2 separate regions of the Homo sapiens genome follow, and region 2 is linked to region 1. Evidence: chromatin loops called from intact Hi-C (ENCODE). Cell type or tissue: Caco-2. All regions are shown on one strand. Links, peaks and the distances in the headings refer to the core of each region. The heading gives the core; the rest is flanking DNA. Region 1 overlaps LOC101929710 (a long non-coding RNA gene). Region 2 overlaps LOC101929710 (a long non-coding RNA gene).

Region 1 (11,992 bases), core at 1,825-9,824:
ATTTGTGAAAGTGGTATAGTTCTCACATACCCCTCACCCAGTTTTAGTTTCTCCTAATATTATTATCTTACATTACTGTGGTACATCTGTCAAAACTAAGAAACCAACATTGGCATTATCACTATTAACTAAACTAAATACTTTATTTGGATTTCACCAGTTTTCCATGAATGTCTTCTTTCTGTTCCAAGATCTAATCTAGAATATCACATTGCATTTAGTCATCCTGTCTCTCCAATCTCCTGGTCTGTGTCAGTTCTCAGCCTTTCCTTGTTTTTCATGCATGACCTTAACAATCTTGAAGAGTATTGATCACGTATTTTGTGCAATGTCCCCCAGTTTGGTTTATCTGATGTTTTTCTCATGATTAGACTAGGCCCATGGGTTTTCAAGGAAAAAAAAAAAAAGCATAGAGAAGTACCCCTCTCATCACATAATATCAGGAGACACCTGATATCCACATAACATCACTGATAATGTTAAAGTCAATTTCTTTTTTATATGCTTGCTAGGATTTTGATTGGAATTGAAATGATTCTATGTATCGGTTGGGAGGACAATTGTCATTTTAATAACACGGAGTTTTCCAATCCATAAAATCCATTTAGAGAATTCTCTTTAGAATTTTCTTTAATTTCCCTTGCCTCCTCCAAGCATGGATTTCTCGTCAAGATCCATATGCTTCTGCTCACTCTTCTGAACCTTTAAGTAGCTGCTGCATATTATTAATGTCATTTCCCAGAGTCTATAGTTCTTACCTGCAGAAGGTTAGTTCAGTGAGATCTAATTCATCTGTTACTGAAAATAGAGCCCAACATTGCCTCAAATACTTTTTTAAAAATATTGAAACATAGTATTTGTACATATTTATGGAGTACAAGTGATATTTTGTTACACACATAGAATAAGTAGTGATTAAGTCAGGTATTTGAGTATTTATAATTTCTGTGGGTTGGACACATTTCAAGTCCTCTGTTCTAGCAATTTTGAAATATAAAATATATTGTTGGCCAGGTACGGTGGCTCACACCTGTATTCCCAGCACTTTGGGAGGCTGAGGCGGGTGACTAACTTGAGCTCAGAAGTTCGAGACCAGCCTGGCCAACATGGTGAGATCCCGTCTCCACTAAAAATACAAAAATTAACCGGGAGCAGTGGCACGTGCCTATAATCCCAGCTACTCAGGAGGCTGAGGTAGGAGACTCGCTTGAGCCCTGGAGGCAGAGGTTACAGTGTGCCCAGATCACACCATTACACTCTAGCCTGGGTGACAGAGTGAGACCTTTGTCTCAAAAAAAAAAAAAAAAAAAAAAAAACAAAACTTGTTGTTAACTATAGTCACTCTACTCTGAACATTAGAATGTATTTCTTCTATCAAACTGTATGTTTGTACCCATTAACTAGCCTGGAAAAAACAGACAAATTTATTATCCTTAAAATACCTTTAGAGTATGGTCATCATAACAATCTGTGCTAAGCCAACCTGCAATCTTAAAGTTCACTAACAGCTGGTAGACACACAGCCTGTGATCGTGAAACAAAGCTTTTCTCTGTGTGAAAGGAATAGACTATATGGAATTGATGTCTTCATACTTGGTTAAAATTTCAAATCTTAAGAGACCAAGCATAGGAGAACCATATATTTAATTCTTTATGAAAATTATCCAATGTCCTTGTTGTGGCAAAGTGGGCATCTTTCTGTGCAGCAATAAATTTTTGATGGTAATACAGTTAACTTTTTTGGAAAGCAAATGCACAAGAACCTTTAAACTATTCATATATTTCACCTAGTATTTCCACTTCTGGGACTCTCTCCTGTGGAGAAAACACTAATTAGAGTTAGAAGGAAGAGTGACCCTTAAGTACAAATATTTTCACAAAAGCATTGCTTATAATACTTTTCTAAAATGGGCTCGGTGTGGTGGCTCACACCTGTAATCCTAGTGCTTTGGGTGGCTGAGGTGGGAGTATCACTTGAGCCCTGAAGTTCAAGGCTATAGTGAGCTATGATCACACCACTGCATTCTAGCCTGGGTGACAGTGAGACACCATCTCTAAAAATAAAGATAAAAAATTAATTAATTTTTTAAATGATACTATGTAAAATATCCAATAAGAAGATAAATGCTTATATTCACATAATCATTTTTAAATGTTTATAAAAAGTTTTTGACATTATAATGTTAAGCATATATAATATGCTGTATGAGCTCAACTCTAATTTCTTTTAAGTGTAGAACAAAAAGACTAGAAGATAATATAATAATTTTAAAGGTGACTGGTGGGACTGTAGATGTTTCCTTTTTCTTCTTTCTACTATTTTTCAATAGTAAGCCAAGAAAACAGTAAGATATTTTTAATATTATAAAAACAAACCTTATTATTGAATTTTTGATCCAGAAAAGAAAAAACTTCAGAATACTAGTTTGCCCCTATACTTTATTGATAAGGAAACTTCCTCATCAAATTGTTTAAACTCCCTATATCTCCTATTGATAAGGAAACTTCCTTTAAACTAAGTGAGCTCACAAAGCAAGTTGGCAATTCTCTAAAACTGACATTTCCTGACTCTGGACATGATACTATATTTTGGTCATTTTTGCTGTGTTCCAGACTCCATTTCTAGGCTTAAGGGAACAGACATGGTTCACATCAGCAAGATTTAATTAAAATAATTTTTAAATTATTAAATAAAATATTTCAAGCTTATTTTTAACATGAATGCTCTAGAATCTGGAAAATGGAAGGAATCTTAGAGTTGTGTTTCCAGTGAATATTTCAAAGGGTGAGTAGAAGTGGAATTTTATTCTAAAAAGCTTTCTAGTTTTGAGATTTAAGGGTCTAATAAAGAACTCATGTTACATTTTATTTATTAAAAGCTCACTGTTTCCTTGTTAGAGTTATTACTGTTTGCTTGCAGTTACCCAAACAGACATGGCAGGGTACAACAAGATCTTGTAAATCAGGACTTTCTGTTCTGAATGGGTTCATCTTTACTGTTGACCTCTCAGCTAATGGTATAGTACCTGATAATTATCTACTAAATCATACATTGGACATAATGATCTTTAACTTACCTTCAAATATCCCAAACAATTTTTCCTAAAGTCTTTCTAAATTAAAAAAAAAGAAGACATTTATAACTTAACATTTCATATCCCTGGAAGATAATCCAATGGGAATATATAAGGTTAATAGAGTGTTCTTATCAAAAGTGATCTGGTCTGTTTGACTTACTGTTTGGAGTCCAGGTAATCAGGCCTATTTACTAGTTTAAGAATGTTCAGCAATTAGCAGTGTTCAAACAGCACCAATCTGCTATGTTATTTCAGCTGGGAAAGCAGCTTATATGAACCAATACGGCTTCCTTTCTAAAAATAAATGACAGCACTTTCTACTCACTGGGGAGCTGGTCCTTGGTCCTTTAGGCATGTCACACTGTCACAGTGCATAACAAAACAAAAGAGTGTGAAACATCTAAATAATTAAAAACCCAAAAGATATATCATGCTCTCAGATTTAAAAAAATAATAATAAAGTAACTTTGCCAACAGAAACATTATTGCAGGAAGACAAAACAAATATAAAGTGAATTTAAGAGGTTGTCTCTTTTCCATCAAGAACAACTACCTTCCTTGTTTTTAAGGCGGCTTAGTTATATTAGCAATTTTTAACACAGGGTACCTCAAATCAACAATCCCTTGCTTTTTAGACTTTGACACTTCCCCAGCTGCTAGGCCTGTGCTTAACTAAACAAGTACAGTAGCACAAGTGGAACATTTATGTAACATAGGAACTATAAATGTTCTTTTAAAAACAGGCCCACTCGTTCCAAAAGATATGACAAAGAAACAAGAGCATTACGTTTTTTAAATAGCTTCAAAATTCCTATGAGGAATGTATATTTTCTTCTACTTGCTGAAGTTAAAAGTGTCATATCATCTGTTTGCTGATGATAAAATGTCCTTTCTAAACAATTTTTTAAAAATTCACTGAGCATTTATCGGGTGTCAGATTCTATTCTAAAGAGTTTATGCGTATTCTGTCACTTAATCTTTGCAATAACCTTATGAGGTGTGGTTACCAACATTTATCCCTATTTTGCAAATGGAAAGACTGAGACTTAGAAAGGTAAAGAAACCCATCCAACATCAGTTAGCTATAGCAAATACTGGAGCATGGTTTGCACTCAGACCATCTGACTTCAGAGTCTCCACTATGGGTAAATCAAAATAATACTAAGGAGTTTTTTTGAATAAAAGAGCTGTCAAAATATCTGAAATAAATATTACAGATAATAAAATCATCAAACATGTTCTATGTATGACTTTTATTTTCTCAGTTACAGACACTTATTTAGGGACTTCCCTTATCATTGCCAGCTCCTTCTTTCACCTTGTACCCCTTTCTCTTGATCACACACACTCACGCACACACACACACATACCGGCAGCTTCATTGTATACTGCCTGTGGTAGGAACAAATAGGGCAGAAAGAAGTTAATGTTCCACTTTAACAAATGGATTAAATGGTAAGTGTAGCCCCAGAACTGGTGGGAGGGAAGGGAGAAAAGATCATTATTTGTAGAATCGATTACATGTTCCCACTTGCTTGTTTACTTCTAGGTAAACTCATTTATAGGTATATAGAAACAAGCAAAAATGTCTCCACACAAGGGATGATTCCTGGATTTCCTTTACTTTTCTGCCCAAGCCGTAAGTCTTGCTACTTACCTGACAAAAGCTAATGTAGTGGATTTTCTAGAACAGAGTTAAAGATAAATTTTCCCTTAATAAACTTGGATCTTAGTAAAGTAGATCCTGTAGAATGTAGATCAGCACTTTCTAGTCTCTAGAACTTTCTGCAATGAAGGAAACATTTGATATCTCTGCTGTCCAATATGGTAGCCACTAGTCACATATGGCTGCTGAGCACTTTAAATGTGGCTAGTGCAATTGGGGAACCAAATTTTTACCTTTATCTAACTTTTAAATAGTCACGTATAGCTAATGGCTATCATATTGGACAGCACAGCAATAGACCCATCTCAATTACAATTCATTGAGTATCTACTGTGTGCCACATGGCTACCTTTGAGGAAGATACAATTTGGTCCCAATTTTACAGATAGAGAAACTAAGGCTCAGAGAGACTAAGTGACTTGTCCACAGATTTACAACTAATAAGTAGTAAATTCTGGATATTACATCTACATCTGTCCCTCTCAAGGCCTGATGCTTTTACACAACCTGTGGTTCTCAACACTGGCTGTGTACTAGTTGGTGTGCTCTTCAAAAATACTCATCCCCAGGTCCCACTCCCCAGAAATTTTTGTTTAATTGGTTGGAGGCAGCGCCTAGGCACGTGCATATCTCCGAAATTTCCCTGTACAACATCATCAGGTTGACTGACGCCCCCTATTCTAGTACAGGAAAACTATTTCCAAAAGGTAGTTGTGATGAGGTTCTACCTCTTCTCTCAAGCATGGTTAACAGGTTAGTGCTGAAAGAGAGAGAGAGAAAAAAAAGAAAGGGTCACACTCCTTTGTTTTACAGATCAAAGTATGAAACCAAGAGAGGCTACTCTAAGCTAAGGTGAGGTCACAGAGCTGGTGTTTGTATTAGAGCTGAGACTGGGGCCCAGGTGTTGAGTTATAGATAAATGCTCCAGCTTCTGGAGCTGTGGGGGCAGCAAGGGTCCGAAGGTCAGGAAAGCTCAGCTCAGGGATTTAAAGTCCCAGGCAGCAATCAGAAGCCCAAGGGCAGACAGGCTATGACTGTGCAGTACTTCACTATTTCTAGAGGTGGGAACACTCAGCTGTCCAGGCTTGTCTGCTTCATCCTCTCCATCTCCTTTCTGCCACTCCAAAGGTCCTTAGGAGTGGTCCACAGGCCTCTGTGCAGCATTTTTTACTCTGCCAAGGTTACTTACAATGGATATAACCCTACCCTGGCACATAATAGATGCTTACAATCATGAATGTGAAATGAATAAAAGTAGATTTGGGAACTCAAGATTACTGAGGCTACTCAGCTTCTAGGTGAGCTCAGATATCTAACTGTGAAAAATAACTCTTTAAGAAATCAAATTTAAAAATCCCTTCAGAACCTTTGCACTTTTCTCAGAAAGGTGGCTCCAGAAGACGATATCAGCCTCTAGGACAGGCTTATTTTTTGTTTCAGCAGCTGAAAAGCCTTGAAAGTGATTAAGTAAGAAGAGAAGATGAAAATACTGACAAAAAGTTAAAAAGAGGAATTTATACCATATCCATATGTACTCCAAGGGTCCTGTTAAGTACAGGCAACCTACATTTGTCCCTCTTAGGTTAGGCGAGAGTGCTTGAAAGAAACTGCCACAAAAATAGAATATGCTGCTATAAACATTATCACTCAGACTAGCTAAGTATTTCTTTCTCTTATATGATAAAGGAGTAAAAATAAAAATAATTTGTGTTTTAGATTGTCCTCAGGAATGATGTGTGGCTATAAAATGTACTGTGGAAATCATCTCTCCATTCAGGAACTCAGCACAGCTGCTACCATGAGGAGACTGCGTATGTTCTGAAGCTAACGAACCTGTGTTCAAGAATCTGCCTTTAGAAGTAACAGCACTGAAAGCCATAAGCAAAAAAATCTCAAGTATGATGGTAGCAAATAGCTTCACATAGAAACATCTACTCTGTTGGCAAGTGCCCTTTAGAAAGCAGGACTTAAATTCTTTTAAAACAAAATCACCAGTCATTCTTAGGAGTCTGCTGCTTGCAAAAGTAGGAAAAACAGGTTTTTTGAGCTACAGCTGCAGATTCAAAAATTAGTTTGTACCAGTTGATTTTGCTTTAGTAATGTAAAAAGTAAAAAACCCAAAGAGAGCAGTAAGAATTAGCTGAGGGTGTTTAGAGATGTCAAAGAAAATAACGGCAGAAAAAGCCACTTCAAATATCTCCAGATTTGAATTTCAAGCCACAGTTTCTTTTAAATCTGCTTTCCCAACCCCTAGGCCAGTTTTTCTTTAATAGTAATACGTGCCCAAGGTTTAAAAATAACACTGAGGTATTAAATAGAACATTAAAGTCCCCTAACTCCTATCTACTTTCAATCCTATTGCAAATCCCCAGAACATTCTTAAAATTATCACTGACTGTATCTTAAAAGGTTAAAGAAACATGGTGTCCAATGTGTAAATGTCCTAAGGAAGTCTGTTTCTCTGGCCTTGAATTTTCCATCAGGGGCCAGCTATGTAACTTAGGGAACGTGAGACACAGACTCAAAAGATGAAAGCTCAACTCCTCACTTCTTTCCAACCAGGTTTGTGCCTTTGAGCAGAGCATTTCCACTTGCTGGAATTCTTTTCCCCCTTCTGGAAAGTAAGGGAAATTAAAATGCTGACTCTTGGTTTGCTTCTATTCAAATCTTCTTTACTGGCATTAATAGAAACATAAAGGAGTCACAAACATAAGCCACATAGGTAATTTTATTTCTTTTTTCTTGTTGTTTCTTTTAGAGACAAGGTCTTAATCTGTTGCCCAGGCTGGAGTACAGTGGCACAAACACAGCTCACTGCAGCCTTGAACTCCTGGGCTCAAGTGATCCTCCTGCCTCCGTCTCCTAAATAGCTAAGACTACAGGTGCAGGCTACTACACCCAGCTAATTTTAAAAATTTTGTGTAGAAATGGGGTCTTGCAATGTTGCCCAGGTTGGTCTCAAACTCCTGGCCTCAAGGGAACCTCCCTCCTTGAACTCCCAAAGTGCTGGGATTACAGGATGTGAGCCACTATGTCTGGCCTTCAGCCATATAGGTAACTATAAATTTTTTAGAAACCACTTTTGGCTTTAATAATGCTCTTTATCTCAGTATATTCAAAATATCATTCAACATATAATCAATATAAAAGCATTAATATTTTATGAATAAAAATATTCAACACGTAATCAATATAAAAACATTAATATTTTGATACTATCTCTTTTTCAAAGTAGGTGTTCAATGTCTGATTTATATTTGACACAAGACATCTTGATTCAAACTAGCCACATTTCAAGTACTCAGTACTTGTATCTAGTTACTACTGTTTAGGGTAGTGCAGTGTCATACCAGTGCTGGACATTGTTCCAAAGACACTCTATTTTGGTGAGAAGCTCACTTCTGTATCTCTGCCTCTGCTGCCAAAAAATATATATTATTGATTATTATTTGTTGGGAATGTCTAATTATCAGCAACAAAGTGTAGAATCTACTTGGATTTCTCAGAGAGTTTCAGTATTAGACCTTTGATTAATACCAGTGCTATTTCCCTGTAGTAGATTTGGTCTTCCAGTGACTTTTTCTTGTCTGGCTGAGTCATTCCCATTGAATTTTAGGTCACTTACTGTAAGCTTCACAGGATAATTAGGATAGAGTATCACTGTTAATCAACAACTTGAAAAGTATCATCTGCTTTTAAAAAGCAGATGAAAATACTAACTGACCTAAAAGGCGAAAGTAAAATTTAAAGTAAATGAATTTTACTTTATTTTCTCCAAAAATTAGCTACTTTCATTCATCAATCATGTTGCATGCCTCTCAAACCTCACACTAAGAAAAACACCTCCAGCCTCAACAAGCAGTGAAAAGTAGGTCAAATTTTTAAACACTACTCTGTTTTCCAATAAATTCAACAAATAATTCTTGAATACTTTCCACAGACCAGGAGCTGTACTTAGTGTTGAGGATTCCTGCCTTGATGGTTTAATTTCAAAGATTTCATCAGGTTAGCCCATTATCAGAGACTCTGGCATGTATGTTGGGGCAGGAGTATAGGTTTGCATTCTAGGGTATTTTTTCCTATAAAGCCTTCCCCTAGGATCTACATTTTTAAATGAGCCCATTTTTACCCCTCCAAATCTATTCTGTCTGCAAGACAAAATCTGCTGAAATATGTTATATACCACTTTTGGTGTATGCTGTAAATTAAAAATCAGCATGTTTATTGTAAAAGAAAATATTCAAGCAAATTAGAAGTCTGAAAAGAAAATGTTCCCCCTTCTCTTAATGCATTATCCCCAGGTGCACCCCTTAGAGGTGACCACTGTTGAAGTATTATTCTAAAACCTCCAAGCATATATAAATATGTACACACATATGAATACATATGCAAATTTTGAAAGAATATTTTTAAAGTAACATGTGATTATGAAGAAAATTCAAATAATACAGAAGCACATAAAAATGGAGTAATCTGTATTCACATACAATATTTGATGGCGTATTTTAAAGTAACACGATTATGGACAAAATGCAAATTGTAAAATGCAAAGTGAAATTTTTCCCTACCCCACATTCCCATAACCCAAAAGTAATAAAAAAATGCCCATAGTTGTGTCTTTGTGTGTGTGTGGATCTTTTGTGAATTTTTCTACAAATATATATAGACTATGCCTAACAGAGTTATGAAATGTGCTTTCAAATACTTTTTATTGTGAAATCTAATATATGCATAGGTAAGTGTACAAAACAACAAAGTGAGCCCTCTTGCAACAACCACTCAGGTTAAAAAGCAGAGTACTGCCAGCCCTCTTCAGGACTTCTAATCACTACCCCCTCTCACCCTCTCTCTCAGAGGTTTCCAGTATCCTGACTTTTAGAGTCATCAACTTGTTGTTGTTCTTATTAATTTTATTGCCTAAGCACACATCATTAAGCACTATAACTTTGCCTGTTATTAGAGTTTAAGTAAATAGAACCATACCATATGTATTTTCTTGTGTCTGGCTGCTTTTATTTACAAAATTTGTTTATTTTTAACTTAATACATCTTGGGGCATCTTAGTGAACATATATAGAATTGCCTCATTCTTTCATTTTCATGGTATAGAACTGAACATATTTCCAAATGAATAACCGAATTATTTTCACGCTTTTTGATCATTATAAATAATGTTGTAAAAAATATCTTGGGCATTTGTCTTTATAAATTAATTTTTTAAAACTTAAAAAGTAATCCTACTACTAATGTAAAATTAGGTGGAATATCAATTATTTCAGAATTCTGAATGAAAGAACCTTTATCTTTAAAAATCTATAAATGTCAAATGTAAAATATGTTGGGATCATAGTCTGGATATGAAGCAAAATTTGGTGCAATTTGCACCCAAAGCCAGCCAAGTCCTAATGTGAATGATACTATTAATTGACAATGAACACACACTCTGCGAGGCACTATTCTCTGCATTTTACATGCCCAACAACCCATTAAGTTAGGCCCTATAATTACTACCAATTTACAGATAAGAAAACAGGCCTGGAGATGATAAGTCACTTGGCCAACATCACACAGTGGTTAAGAGTAATATCTTTAACCCTTAGGTTTGTATACATCCTTGGGGACCCTCAATAAAGCAACAGCACAAGAGAATTTCCTCTGTGGTGATAGAACAGTTCTATATTTTGATTGTGCTAGTGGTTACACAAATCTATACATGGAATAAAATTGCATATAACTACACACACACACACACACACACAATTGAATACAAGTAGAAAATGGTGAAAATGGAATCAGGTCTGTAGTTAACAGTATTAGAGCTTGGATCCCAGAGGGGAGTGATAAAAAATAGTATTGGACTGATGTTAACTTCTTGGTTTTGATATTGCATTACAGTTCGATTACATATTATACTGTATTACATCTCATATGTAATACAGTAAAATGCTTATTTTATATTTTATATTACATATAAAATGTATTACATCTTATATGTAATACAGTATAATATGTAATCGAACTGTAATGCAATATCAAAACCATGGGTTTGCATTGGTGGTGAGCACAGGGAAAGGGAGATGCCTGACATGCCTTCTCTGGGAGTTGAGTGAAGGATACATGGAAATTATGTACTATTTTTCCAACTTCTTGTTAGTCTATAATTATTTCCAAATAAAATGCTTTTTTTTCTTTTCTTTCAAATGGAGTCTCGCTCTGTTGCCAGGCTGGAGTGCAGTGGTGCGATGTCGGCTCACTGCAACCTCCACCTCCCGGGTTCAAGTGATTCTCCTACCTCAGCCTCCTGAGTAGCTGGGACTACCGGCGCATGCCACCATGCCCAGCTAATTTTTTGTACTTTTAGTAGAGATGGGGTTTCACTATGTTGGCCAGGAAGGTCTCGATCTCTTGACCACGTGATCCGCCCGCCTCGGCCTGCCAAAGTGCTGGGATTACAGGCGTGAGCCACTGCGCTGGGCCACAAAATGCTTTTTAAGGGATAGGTGGTTTCCAGATCAGCTTTGGCATCAGTTGGGAACTTGGAAATGCAAAACCTCAGGTCCCACCTCAGACCTACTAAATTAGAATCTGCATTTTAACAAGAATCTCAGATGATTCATATGCACATTAAACTTTAGAAGCATTGTTATACAAGAAATAAAAGTGATATTCAAGTATTTCTCATCCTGCCACAAAACAAAAAAAGTTTCTTCATTTTAGGGGCAGAAGTTGTTCTGGAGGCCCAGGGCCTGCTCAGTGGTGTACAACCAGTTCAGTCACACAGGATACGTGGTCAGAAAACTCCTTTACCCCATGAGGTTTAATATTCTACCTTGAAATTCTTAATAATTTTATTTTTGAGTTTGTGTTTTATAAGTGAAATCCAATGAGACAACAGAGTATACACAGGGTGCTTGGAGCCTCAGCTCACCAACCAGCCCACTTCCCTGCTTTGCTGGGGTGGGGTTCTCAGCTGCCCCACTTCCCTGTACCCTTGTACTTTGGGTCCCATAGGCCTTTTCCAGCCTGTCCTCACCAACAATTTTTGCTGACCTCCAGCCTCAAAAGGAGGTTGTATTGCTCCCTGTGACATCTCAGGGTGAGGCATGGTGGCAGCTATTCCTGTCTCAGACTGGCAGCACCATGGCATGTTCATGGGTATTGGTGGGCAGGAGGGAGTCTCTTACCTGCCTCTGATCTAGCATGTTTGGCATAGAGGTGGCACTACTCTTGGGGGTCCCCAGCCACCATG
Region 2 (11,992 bases), core at 1,362-9,361, 50 kb before region 1:
TAAACAGTGAATTATATGGGAATAAATAGGGTAGCAATCTGAAAATCAATTGATATTCTGATCATCTTTAACACAGAAATAAACTGGAGGACAATACATTGTTTTGTTCTATCATTTGGGAACTTTTTCCATTGCAAGAGACCAAGAAAAAAATGTCAAATCAAACTGACTTAAGACCCTCAAAAAGACTATTGGCTTGCATAACTAGGAAATCTCTAGAGGTAGAGCTCTTCCAAACAGGGCTGGATTCTGGGCTCTATAATGTCCCACAGCTTTTTTCTAACTTTTGGCTGTATCCCACCCAGTTACCTGATTTTGTTGGCTTCTTTCTCAGACTCTATTTAGTGGGCCCTGGCACCTCCAAGTTCCTCCCTCCTGATGGTAAAATAAGAGGAAGCAGCTCCCACCTCTTGTATACTCAAGTTCAAGGCCAGAAGGACTTTTCCAGCAGACCGAAAATTACTTTGATTTCCCTGTCTTAAGTCCCTGCTCACCTCTGAAACTATCGTGTGGCAAAGGAGAGGCAAATCCCCCATTGCGGTGAGAGAGAGGAGTCACTGGCTCTACCTCTGGAACTAAAGGGTGAGGCTCCAGCCATATCAACTGGGAGGAGGGGTAGAAAGGTAGATTCTCAGAAGAAAATCAGTAAAATGGGTACTATTGTAGATCGTCCCCCAGAGAACCATGCCTCCTACTATTCACAACCTGCCCTCAAATCTGGGCTGGCCCTATGACTATCTTTTCTAACAGACTTTTTTTTTTATAATAGTTTTAGAAAAAAATTAGGCCATAGTACAGAGAGATCCCATGTATTCCTTCACTCAATTTCTCCTATAATTATCATCTTACAACTGTGTGGTACATTTATTATAGTTAGTGAACTCATATTTATACATTATTAATAACTAAGGTCCACAGTAGTTTATTTAGATTTATGTAGTTTTTTGTCTAATATTGTTTTTTGTTCCTGTATCTTATCTAGACTATCACACTACATTTACTTGTCATGTTTCCTTAGACTTCTCTTGGCTATGACAGGTTCTCAGATAGACCTTCTTTGTTTTTAATAACCTTGACAATTTTTAGGAGTACTGGTCAAGTATTTGTTGGATGTCCCCTATCAGAACTTGTCTGATGTTTTTCTCATGATTAGACTAGGGTTATGAGTTTTGGGGAGGAGGACCATAAAAATAAAGGGTCATTTTTATGACTCTAATCAAGAATATATACTGTCAATATGATTTATCACTGTTGATAATGGCCTTGATCTGTGGCAGCAGTACTCTTTTTCACCCCCAACCCCATACTGTACTCTTAAGAAGGAAGTTACTATAAGCAACCCACACTTAAGGAATGGGTATTTATGCCTCCCAAGACTAAACCAGGAAGACGTTGAATCTCTGAATAGACCAATAACAGGTTCTGAAATTGAGGCAATAATTAATAGCCTACCAACCAAAAATGTCCAGGACCAGAAGGATTCACAGCCGAATTCTACAAGAGGTACAAAGAAGAGCTGGTAGCATTCCTTCTGAGACTATTCCGATCAATAGAAAAAGAGGGAATCCTGCCTAACTCATTTTATGAGGTCAGCAACATCCTGATACCAAAGCCTAGCAGAGACACAACAAAAAAAGAGAATTTTAGGCCAATATCCCTGATGAACATCGATGCAAAAATCTCAATAAAATACTGGCAAACCGAATTCAGAAGCACATCAAAATCTTATTCGCCATGATCAAATTGGCTTCCTCCCTGGGATGCAAGGCTGGTTCAACATATGCAAATCAATAAACGTAATCCATCACATAAACAGAATCAATGACAAAAACCACATGATTATCTCAATAGATGCAGAAAAGGCCTTTGACAAAATTTAACAGCCCTTCATGCTAAAAACTCTCAATAAACTAGGTATCGATGGAAGGTATCTCAAAATAAAAAGAGCTATTTAGGACAAACCTACAGCCAATATCATACTGAATGGGCAAAACCTGGAAGCACTCCCTTTGAAAACTGGCACAAGACAAGGATGCCCTCTCTCACCACTCCTATTCAACATAGTATTGAAAGTCCTGGCCAGGGCAGTCAGGCAAAAGAAAGCAATACAAGGTATTCAAATAGGAAAAGAGGAAGTCAAATTGTCTCTGTTTGCAGATGACATGATTGTATATTTAGAAAACCCGATCGTCCCAGCCCAAAATCTCCTCAAGCTGATAAGCAACTTCAGCAAAGTCTCAGGATACAAAATCAATGTGCAAAAATCACAAGCATTCCTATACACCAATAACAGACAAACAGAGAGCCAAATCATGAGTGAACTCCTATTCACAATTGCTACTAAGAGAATAAAATACCTAGGAATCCAACTTACAAGGGATGTGAAGGATCTCTTCAAGGAGAACTACAAACCACTACTCAAGGAAATAAGAGAGGACACAAACAAATGTAAAAACATTCCATGCTCATGGATAGGAAGGATCAATATCATGAAAATGGCCTTACTGCCCAAAGTAATTTATAGATTCATGCTATCCCCATCAAGCTATGACTGACTTTCTCCACAGAATTGGAAAAAACTACTTTAAACTTCATATGAAACCAAAAAAGAGCCTGCATAGCCAAGATAATCCTGGGCAAGAAGAACAATGCTGGAGGCATCACGCTACCTGACTTCAAACTATACTACAAGACTACAGTAACCAAAACAGCATGATACTGGTATCAAAACAGATATATAAACCAATGGAACAGAATAGAGGCCTCAGAAATAAGACCACACATCTAGCACCATCTGATCTTTGACAAACTTGACACACACAAGCAATAGGGAAAAGATTCCCTGTTTAATAAATGGTGTTGGGAAAACTGGCTAGCCATATGCAAAAAACTGAAACTGGACCCCTTCCTCACACCTTATGCAAAAATCACTCAAGATGGATAAAAGACTTAAACGTAAGACCTAGGACCATAAAAATCATAGAAGAAAACCTGGGCAATAACATTCAGGACATAGGCATGGGCAAAGACTTCATGACTAAAACACCAAAAGCAATGGCAACAAAAGCCAAAATTGACAAACTGGATCTAATTAAACTAAAGAGCTTCTGCATAGCAAAAGAAACTATCATCAGCATGAACGGACAACCTACAGAATGGGAGAAAATTTTTGCAATCTATCCATCTGACAAAGGGCTAATACCCAGAATCTACAAAGAATTTAAACAAGTTTACAAGAAAAAAGCAAACAACCCCATCAAAAAAATGGGCAAAGGATATAAAAAGACACTTCGCAAAAGAAGACATTTATGCAGCCAACAGATATATGAAAAAATGTTCATCATCACTGGTCATTAGAGAAATGCAAATCAAAACCACAATGAGATACCATCTCATGCCACTCAGAATGGTGATCATTAAAATATCAGGAAACAACAGATGCTGGAAAGGTTGTGGAAAAATAGGAACACTTTTACACTGTTGGTGGGGATGTAAATTAGTTCAACCATTGTGGAAGACAGTGTGGTGATTCCTCAAGGATCTAGAACTAGAAATACCATTTGACCCAGCAATCTCATTACTGGGCATATACCCAAAGGATTATAAATCATTCTATGACAAAGACATGTGCACACTTATGTTTTCTGCAGCACTATTCACAATAGCAAAGGCTTGGAACCAACCCAGATGTCCATCAATGATAGACTGGATTAAGAAAATGTGGCACATATACACCATGGCATACTATGCAGCCATAAAAAAGGATGAGTTCATGTCCTTTGCAGGGACATGGATGAAGCTGGAAACCATCACTCTCAGCAAAGTATTACAAGATCAGAAAAGCAAACACCGCATGTTCTCACTCATAAGTGGGAGTTGAACAATGAGAACACATGGACACAGGGAGGGGAATATCACACACCAGGGCCTGCGGGGGGTGGGGGGGCTACAGGAGGGATAACATTAGGAGAAATACCTAATGTCGGTGACAAATTGATGGGTGCAGCAAACTACCATGGCACGTGTATACCTATGTAACAAAACTGCACATTCTTCACATGTAACCCAGAACTTAAAGTATAATAATTTTTAAAAAAAAGGAATGGGTATTTATGCTTCCCCTCCATGAGGATGCAATATCTACATAAAACATTTAAATTCTTCAAGGGATGTTTGTCTATTCTCATCCATTTATTTATTCATTTATTTGATCATTTGTGCAAAGATTCCTAGCCCATACTTTGGGCTATAATCTAACACTACTTTATTTTTTTGTTGCTGAAATTGTTCCAGCTTTGGCCATTGGGAGCTCTTTCAGTTGGCTCCTATGTATGACTAGCTTTTTGACAAATAGAATGCAACAAAACTGAGGATGCATGACCTTCAAAGCTAGGTCATAGAAAGTCTTGCAGCTTCTGCCAAGGTCTCTTGAATTCTCACTCTGGAGGAAACTGCTCTCATAAAAACTCTAACTACTCCACAGTTACACTGTAACATTGCGATGAATCTGAAGATAGTCATGTGAAAAGGCCATGTGGACAGAGAAAGATACCAACCTCTGGCTCTTCCAGTCATTCCAGAAGATGAGCCAAAGATGTGCATCAGGAAGCCATCTTAGATATCCACCCCAGGCAAGCCTTCAGATTACTCTAGCCCCAGCCACCATCAAACCACCACCATATGAGAGTTCCCAAACAAGAACTCCAAGCTGAGTTGAGCCTGGTCAACCTACAGAGCCATGAGCAACAGCAGTGAATTGTTTTAAGCCACTAAATGTTGGGGTTTTTGTGATGTCACAGAAGACAACTGAAACAGATGCAAAAATCTACTAGATATAATATTAACTGCCAACCTAGCACAAGTTTTATTAAACATATATAGTGTTGGCATTCTTGTTTCATTGCCCAGAAAGAATCATTTATCCACACATACATGGCAAAATGTTAATGAATCTTTTTCTTCTCACATAATAAAGTTATTTAACTTCTGGAGGCCTTCAGGTGACATTCTGATTAAAAATGTTGCCCCACACAGATAGTTAGGCTTTCTAAAGATATTAATGTCAGTTCAATACCAGTAATATTTGTCTTGAGTAACTCTGCTGCTTGCCTAACAATTAGTCATAGCAAAGTAGACTTTTGAACAGAATTTTCAGGCAGCAGAGTCTTTAAGAACACAGAAACCTGAAATGTTTCCCAGCGTCATGGTAGGAAATGTATTTCTACATCTGAGCCAATCTAAACTTCTATTGGCACCTTTACATGGGATTGGGGAACACAGGTCTCCATTCTACCACAGGGAAGAAGTCATTGCTTTTCTACATGCACTGTACATTTCCGGGAGTTAATGTGGTGGGGATTGTGGGGAAAGAAGCCAAAATATGGCTCCAGAAGAGATAAGATTATTAGTGTCAAGACTAGATTACCAGATTCAAAGAGGCTAGGTCACATCTATTTTTTCCACAAGGGAAGGTAGATCAGATTTCCATTTTATTCCTGACTCTCCTCTCTTTATTCATATTTCCTCCCTATCATTGAGAACAGTTTGCTCTCAGACATTTTATTTACAAATACATTTAAATTTCATTAATACATATTTGTTTTGTCTAGAATTTGCAATTATTTGACTTGGCTTGGGTTTAAGTTTATCTTGGGATAATGAACATAAGTATTGGCCTAACAAATTAACAGGGCAAACAAGACTAAGAAGGGCTTATTTCAAAATAGTTAAGATCAAAATATTTGTATGGTCTTAAATATTAATTGTGTATATACAAACAGGTATTGCTAATCTGCAACCAAGTCTTACCTATTCACTAGAGATTCAGCTTGAAAACAGTTATCAATTAAAGTTTCCTAAGCAATAAAAATAATACGTTTTTAAATATTCACCAAGCAAGGCCACTAGAGAGTCTAGAGACAGAGACTCCTTCAGGGCAGTGATAGTGCCCTGGCACCTAAACATGTAGATTGGACCTCAGGAGGTACTCAGTAAATGTTTACTGAATGAATTAACAATGATTCAGACTTCACTGGTTTAAGTACAGGGATATGTATAATATAGAGGTCTCAAATGGCAGTTTATGGGCCAAATTCAGTCCATAGTCTTATCTGGTGTGGCCTGCATATTGTTATATTTTGTTTTTATTTTCTTAAAAAGGGAATAAATTCATTTAGTTCAAAATCTTTTTTAAAAAAGTGTTTACTGTACAGTAAATAGTCTCACTCCCACCTCTCTCAAGGTCATCTCTTATATTAGTTTCTTGTGTATTCTTCTATTGTCTCTTTAGGAAAATTCCAAAAAAAAATGCATTGATAGTCTTATTTCTCCCCTTTTTACAAAGGTAAAATATATTATACATCCTGCTTTTTCTCTCTCTCTTTTTTTTTTTAACTGAAAATAAACTTGGAGATCTTCCCTATCTTCCTAAACCAATCAGTTTCACTCTGCCTTTCATGCCCAGACATGGTAGGCATTTGAATTCCAGATAGAGTAATATTTTCAAATGCAGAGTAGGCAAAGAGAGCTGTTTTGCCTAGTTCATCATACCAAAGTAGCTGAGCAGGGATGGGGAAGCCACTTCCATATTAAGAGGTCCTAAACACAGTGCGCACATCCTACATACTAGTTACACGGAATGAATTGCAAATATAGTATCCACAGACTGGTAGCGGCTCCACCCCCTGCTTTACACACACACACACACACAAACACACAGACACACACGGACCTGGAAATGCTAAATCAGTGACAATGCCAGAATTTCTAAGTGAGAAATTCTCAACATTCCCTTTTATTTTTTCTAGGTACCTAATTCCTCCCACCTTCATCCCACCCCAATTCCCCCCATTCCACTCTTTACACTCCCCATATTACACCTTCCAGAGATAAATTCACCAGATGTAGTATTTTCTAGACTTCCCTAATCACAAGAATTTTAGGATTCCTTGTTAAAAATACAGATTCCCAGCTCCATCCCTTGGAGATTATAATTTAGGTCAGAACCTTTGCTTTGGGGATCAGACAGTTTTGGGAAGACTGTTCTAAGATGTTGCTAGGTACTTTCTCATAATTGCGTTGAAACAGTTCTCTTAGGAAGAGGTAATCATAATTAGACAGAGTACCTGATTATGATGTGTTTCCTTGTTGCTATATTTTTACTATATCAATTATTTAAAAAAATTTTAATTAATGGAAAAAACTGTATGTATTTACTGTGTACAACATACTGTTTTGAAGTATATATATATACTTAAATATATTTTTTATATATACTTATTTTATATATATACTTCAAAATATATATTTTGAAGTATATATAAAATAAGTATATATAATATATAAAATATTATATATATCTTGAAGTATATATATACTTAAATATATATATATATATATACTTAAATATATATATATATATATATATACTTAAATACAACTTAAATGTCCATCATTGAATGAACGGATGAAGAAAAATGTAGCATATAAACACAATGGAATACTACTCAGCCATACAAAAGAAGGAAGCTCTATCATTTGTGACAACATGGATGAACCTAGAGACATTAAATGTATGTATTAAGCCAGGCATAGAAAGACAAATACCACATGACCTCAGTTATATGTGAAAACTAAAAATGTTAATCTTATAAAAGTAGAGAGTAGAATGTGGTTATCAGGGGTCGGGGTGGTTGGAGTGGGTGTTGGGGAGATGCTGGTTAATGGATACAAAATTTCATTTAGATAGGAGGAATATGTTGAAGAGATCTATTGTACAGCAGGGTGACTATTGTTAACAGTATATTGTATTCTTGAAAAATGCTAAGAGAGTGGATGTAGGGTTCTCACCAAAAAAGAAAAAAAACTATGTTAGGTAATGCATATGTGAGTTAGATTAGTTTAGGCATTCCATTATATATATATATAATGGAATATATAATGGATGCATACACACACACATATGTGTGTGTGTGTGTGTGTGTGTGTGTGTGTGTGTGTGTGTGTGTATGATATATACCCAGTAGTGGGATTGCTGGATCTTATGGTAGTTCTATGTTTAATTTGAGAAACCTCCATACTGTTTTCCATAATGGCTGTACTAATTTATCTTCCCACCAACAGTGTGTGAGAGTTCCTTTTTCTCCACATCCTCATCAACACTAGTTATCTTTTCTCATTTTTATAGTAGCCACTCTAACAGACGTGAGGTGATGATATCTCACTGTGATTTTAATTTGCATTTCCCTGATGATAAATGATAGTGAGCATTTTTCATATACCTGTTGGTCATTTGTATGTCTTGTTTTGAGAAATGTCTATTGGGGTACTTTGCCCACTTATTTTTTAAAATTTATTATTTATTTAGAAACAGGGTCTCACTGTGTTGTCCAGGCTGGCCTCAAACTCCTGGGCTCAAGCAATCCTCCTGCCTCAGCATCCCCAGTAGCTGGGACTACAGGCACATGCCACTGTATCCAGCTTCTGCATTTTTTAATTGGGTGATTTGTTTTCTTGTTATTCGGTTGTTTGAATTATTTCTTTATTTTGGATAGTAACCCCTTATCAGATACATAGTTTGCTAATATTTTCTCCCATTATGTAGGTTGTCTCTTCAATCTGTTGTTTGTTTCCTTTGCCACATAGAAACTTTTTAATTTCATGTAATCCCATTTGTCTATTTTCACTTTTGTTGCTGATGCTTTTGGGGTCATGTCTAAAAAAATCATTGCACAGACCAATGTCATGGAGCTTTTTCAACTCTATTTTCTTCTAGTAGTTTCATAGTTTGAGGTCTTATGTTTAAGTCTTTAATCCACTCTGATTTGATTTTTTTATATGGTATGAGATGCAGATCTAATGTGATTCTTCTGCATGTGAATATCTACTTTTCCCAGCACCATTTCTTGAAGAGATTGCCCTTTCCCTATTGTTTGTTCTTGGTATCTTTGTTGGAAATCATTGTCTGTATATGTGTGGATTTACTTGGGGGCCTTCTATTCCATTTCACTGGTCAATATGTTTGTTTTTATGTCAGTAGCATGCTGTTTTGGTTACCATACCTTTGTAGTATATTTTGAAGTCTGGTAGTATGATACCTCTACCTCTACACTTTTTGTTCAAGATTTCTTTGGCTATTCAGAATTTTTGTGGTTTCATAATTTTTTTTTATTTCTGTGAAGAATGTCATTGGTATTTTTATAGGGATTACGTTGATCTCTTTGGGTAGTATGGACATTTTAACAACTTAATTCCCCAAGTCTATCAACATGGGATATCCTTACAGTTATTTGTGTCCTCTTCAATTTCCTTCATCAATATTTTATAACTTTTAGTGTAGAGATCTTTCATCTCCTTAGTTAAATTTATTCCTGAGTATTTTTTGTAGATACTTGTATTATAAATGGGATAGTTTTCTTCATTTCTTTTTCAGATAGTTTGCTGTTAGAGTATAGAAATGCTACTATTTTTGTATGTTGATGTGTATCCTGCAACTTTACTGAATTTGCTTATTAGTGCTAACAGTTTTTTGGTGGTGCCTTTAGGGTTTTCTATACATGAGGTCATGGCATCTGCAGACAGGAACAATTTAACTTCTTTCTTTCCAATTTAGAGGCCTTTTATTTCTTTCTCTTGCCTAATTGCTCTGGCTAGGACCTCTAGTCCTACATTAATTTCTAGTGGCTATTTTAAAGAAATCCTCCTTTAGAGAAGTGGTATATAAAGTTTTTCACAATGATAAATATATAGGATATGAATATTTGTCTGGCACATTTGAGGGAGGCACTCTCAGCCAGAGGCAACAGACCTAGGGGTTTTGGAGGAATGGCAAAGTGGTATTTCGTGGCACAATGTTTGGAAAATTCTGCTTGGATATCTTGAAGGAAAGGGGAAAGGAAACTAGCATTTTTTAGCTCCTGTATGCCTGGCATTATCTTAGAACTAAGACTTTTTCTCTTGTACCACAATCTATTAAGCATAGATAGGTGTGTATTAATTCCTCTATTCTAAAGAAAAACAAACTGAGATAGCCAGATTTAAATCAAATCTCCTCCACAGGTAGTAAGGGCCTAGAACTGAACTGATCTTTTTGGCTTCCAAGTCCAACTTTTTTTTACCATTGCCTCAAATGGTAGCCCATATATATCTCAAAAGCTAAGAAGCATTCAAGAACTCAAATGACACAACTTTTCCTAGGTGCATTTTGGCTTCAACCCTAGTTACTGAGTATTCCAAATACAATCCCATTTGTGGTAGCTAGTCTCCAGGCTGGCTCTCAGTGATCCTGCCTCCTGTTATTCATGCTCTGCTATTTGTCCTCTCACATTGTATCAGGATTGGTCTGTATCACCAGTAAAATACAGAAAGAGTGATGGAATGTGACTTCAAAGGTTAGGGCACTCACTCTGGGGGAAACCAGTTACCATGTGGTGGGGACACTTGAGCAATTCCACAGAAAGGCCCACATGGTAAAATAACAAGTCACGGCAATAAGCCATATTGGAAGCAGGTCCCTCAGCCCCAGTCAAACCTTGAGATGACTGCAGTCCTAGCTGATGTCTTGATTCCAACCTTATGAGACATCCTGAGTCAGAGTCCCCCAGCTGATCTACTCCCAAATTCCTGATCCACAGAAACTATGAAATAATGCATGTTGGTTTTTTTAAGCCACTAATTGTTGTAGTAATCGGTTACACACCAATATATAACTAGTATAGGTTTCTATCATACAGATGAAGAAAAACAAAACAAAAACAGTAGACATTTGCCTCTATTGTTATTTACATTGATATAGACCATAGTCACAAGAGGCAGGAAAAAGCAAGATTTTTGCTACACTTTCCAAATATTATTAACTTTTTAATTTGTTTTATTAAGGACTCGTTCTGAAAATAAAACCAAAATAGCAGTTCGAGGTAACTTCCACTACAAAGTGAAGAAAAGTATCTTTATGGATTTGATGTTTGAACCAGTGTGACTGAGAAATAAAATAATCTACCAAGCGGGCAAAAGTGGTTTTGTAAATTAAGTTCAATGTTGTCATGACATAAAGCATTAGATGACAAACTACTTCTGCACACTAGAGATAAAGCTCATGTTTGCTCATTGGTCTATCAAATAGAAAACAAGGACCATCTGTTAATTACCACCAGAAGACTAGAAAAAGAGAAGATAAATGGAATTTAATCTTCCTCTATCCAAGGTAGATAGACATTTTTCCTTTTTTTTTTTTTTTTTTGGTCATGTTCTGGGAAAAGAAAAAGTCTATAATTGGGCTGAAGAAAGTTTATTAAATCTGATAAATATTTATCCATATAAAATATTTCCAAGGAAGTAATTAACAACAAAGTGGAAATATGGCAAATAGTATCACCACATGATACGTAAGTTTTCATTGTGTTATAGGGATACCAAATATTATCATGGTACACTCATTTGGGCTTAATTTTTGCCAAGCATTTTACAATTATTTTTAGCTCCAATCCATCAAAGCAATATAGTACAATACGTTAATATTCTTACAAGTTCTAATTGAGTAAACTTGGACAGGTGAGATAAGAGCACACATGTTTTATTTGTTTGCTTATTTATAGAGACAAGGTCTCTTTATGTTTAACAGACTGGTTTTCAACTCCTGGCCTCAAGTAATCCTCCTTTTGGGCCTCCCAAAATGCTAGGATTACAGGCATGAGCTACTGTACATAGCCCAAAAATGGTTTTTGAAAGTATTAGGGCTAAGGCCAGGTAATAGCATCTAGCTCTTTACTATGGCAAATCCCAGAATAGGTGTGGAGAAGAGGTGATGAAGAGTAACCTCTTCCCCCTTACCCTCATCCCCAGGCATCTGGTATTCTTATGCTCTTTCCAGCCTGTACTAAATTTTTTAAAGGGGCTGCAAATAATATTGCTTGCTTGCTGTCCATACTTACAGCCTAACTCCCAGCTTTTCATGAGCCTATCCCTACCAGTCATTAACCTAAATGAGGTTGACCAA

Evidence for each region. Peaks named below come from ENCODE experiments on the same cell type or tissue, not always from the same donor. Only the 100,000 strongest peaks of a DNase experiment are listed, where the experiment ranks them.
Region 2: a loop joins it to region 1, with 2.0 times the contacts of the local background. A loop is called at or near these places in 2 of 110 quality-filtered maps.

The regions. Positions count from the first base shown.
Region 1 is chr5:95,980,822-95,992,813 of GRCh38, reverse strand. All of the region lies in intron 1 of LOC101929710 (a long non-coding RNA gene), which reads right to left. It overlaps LOC105379096 (a long non-coding RNA gene), which reads left to right. Exons shown (of 4, transcript XR_001742447.2): 3 at 4,627-4,716; 4 at 6,460-6,548. It also overlaps a transcript of CAST not described here. Among named protein-coding and RNA genes, the nearest start is that of ELL2, 25 kb to the right of the region's middle. RefSeq lists an enhancer at 5,455-5,749. In Caco-2, for the core only: no CTCF peak of the experiment used is centred there; a DNase peak (open chromatin) is centred at 5,673.
Region 2 is chr5:96,030,477-96,042,468 of GRCh38, reverse strand. The region is part of intron 1 of LOC101929710 (a long non-coding RNA gene); the gene reads right to left. All of the region lies in intron 2 of LOC105379096 (a long non-coding RNA gene), which reads left to right. It also overlaps a transcript of CAST not described here. Among named protein-coding and RNA genes, the nearest start is that of MIR583, 43 kb to the left of the region's middle. In Caco-2, for the core only: no CTCF peak of the experiment used is centred there; no DNase peak of the experiment used is centred there.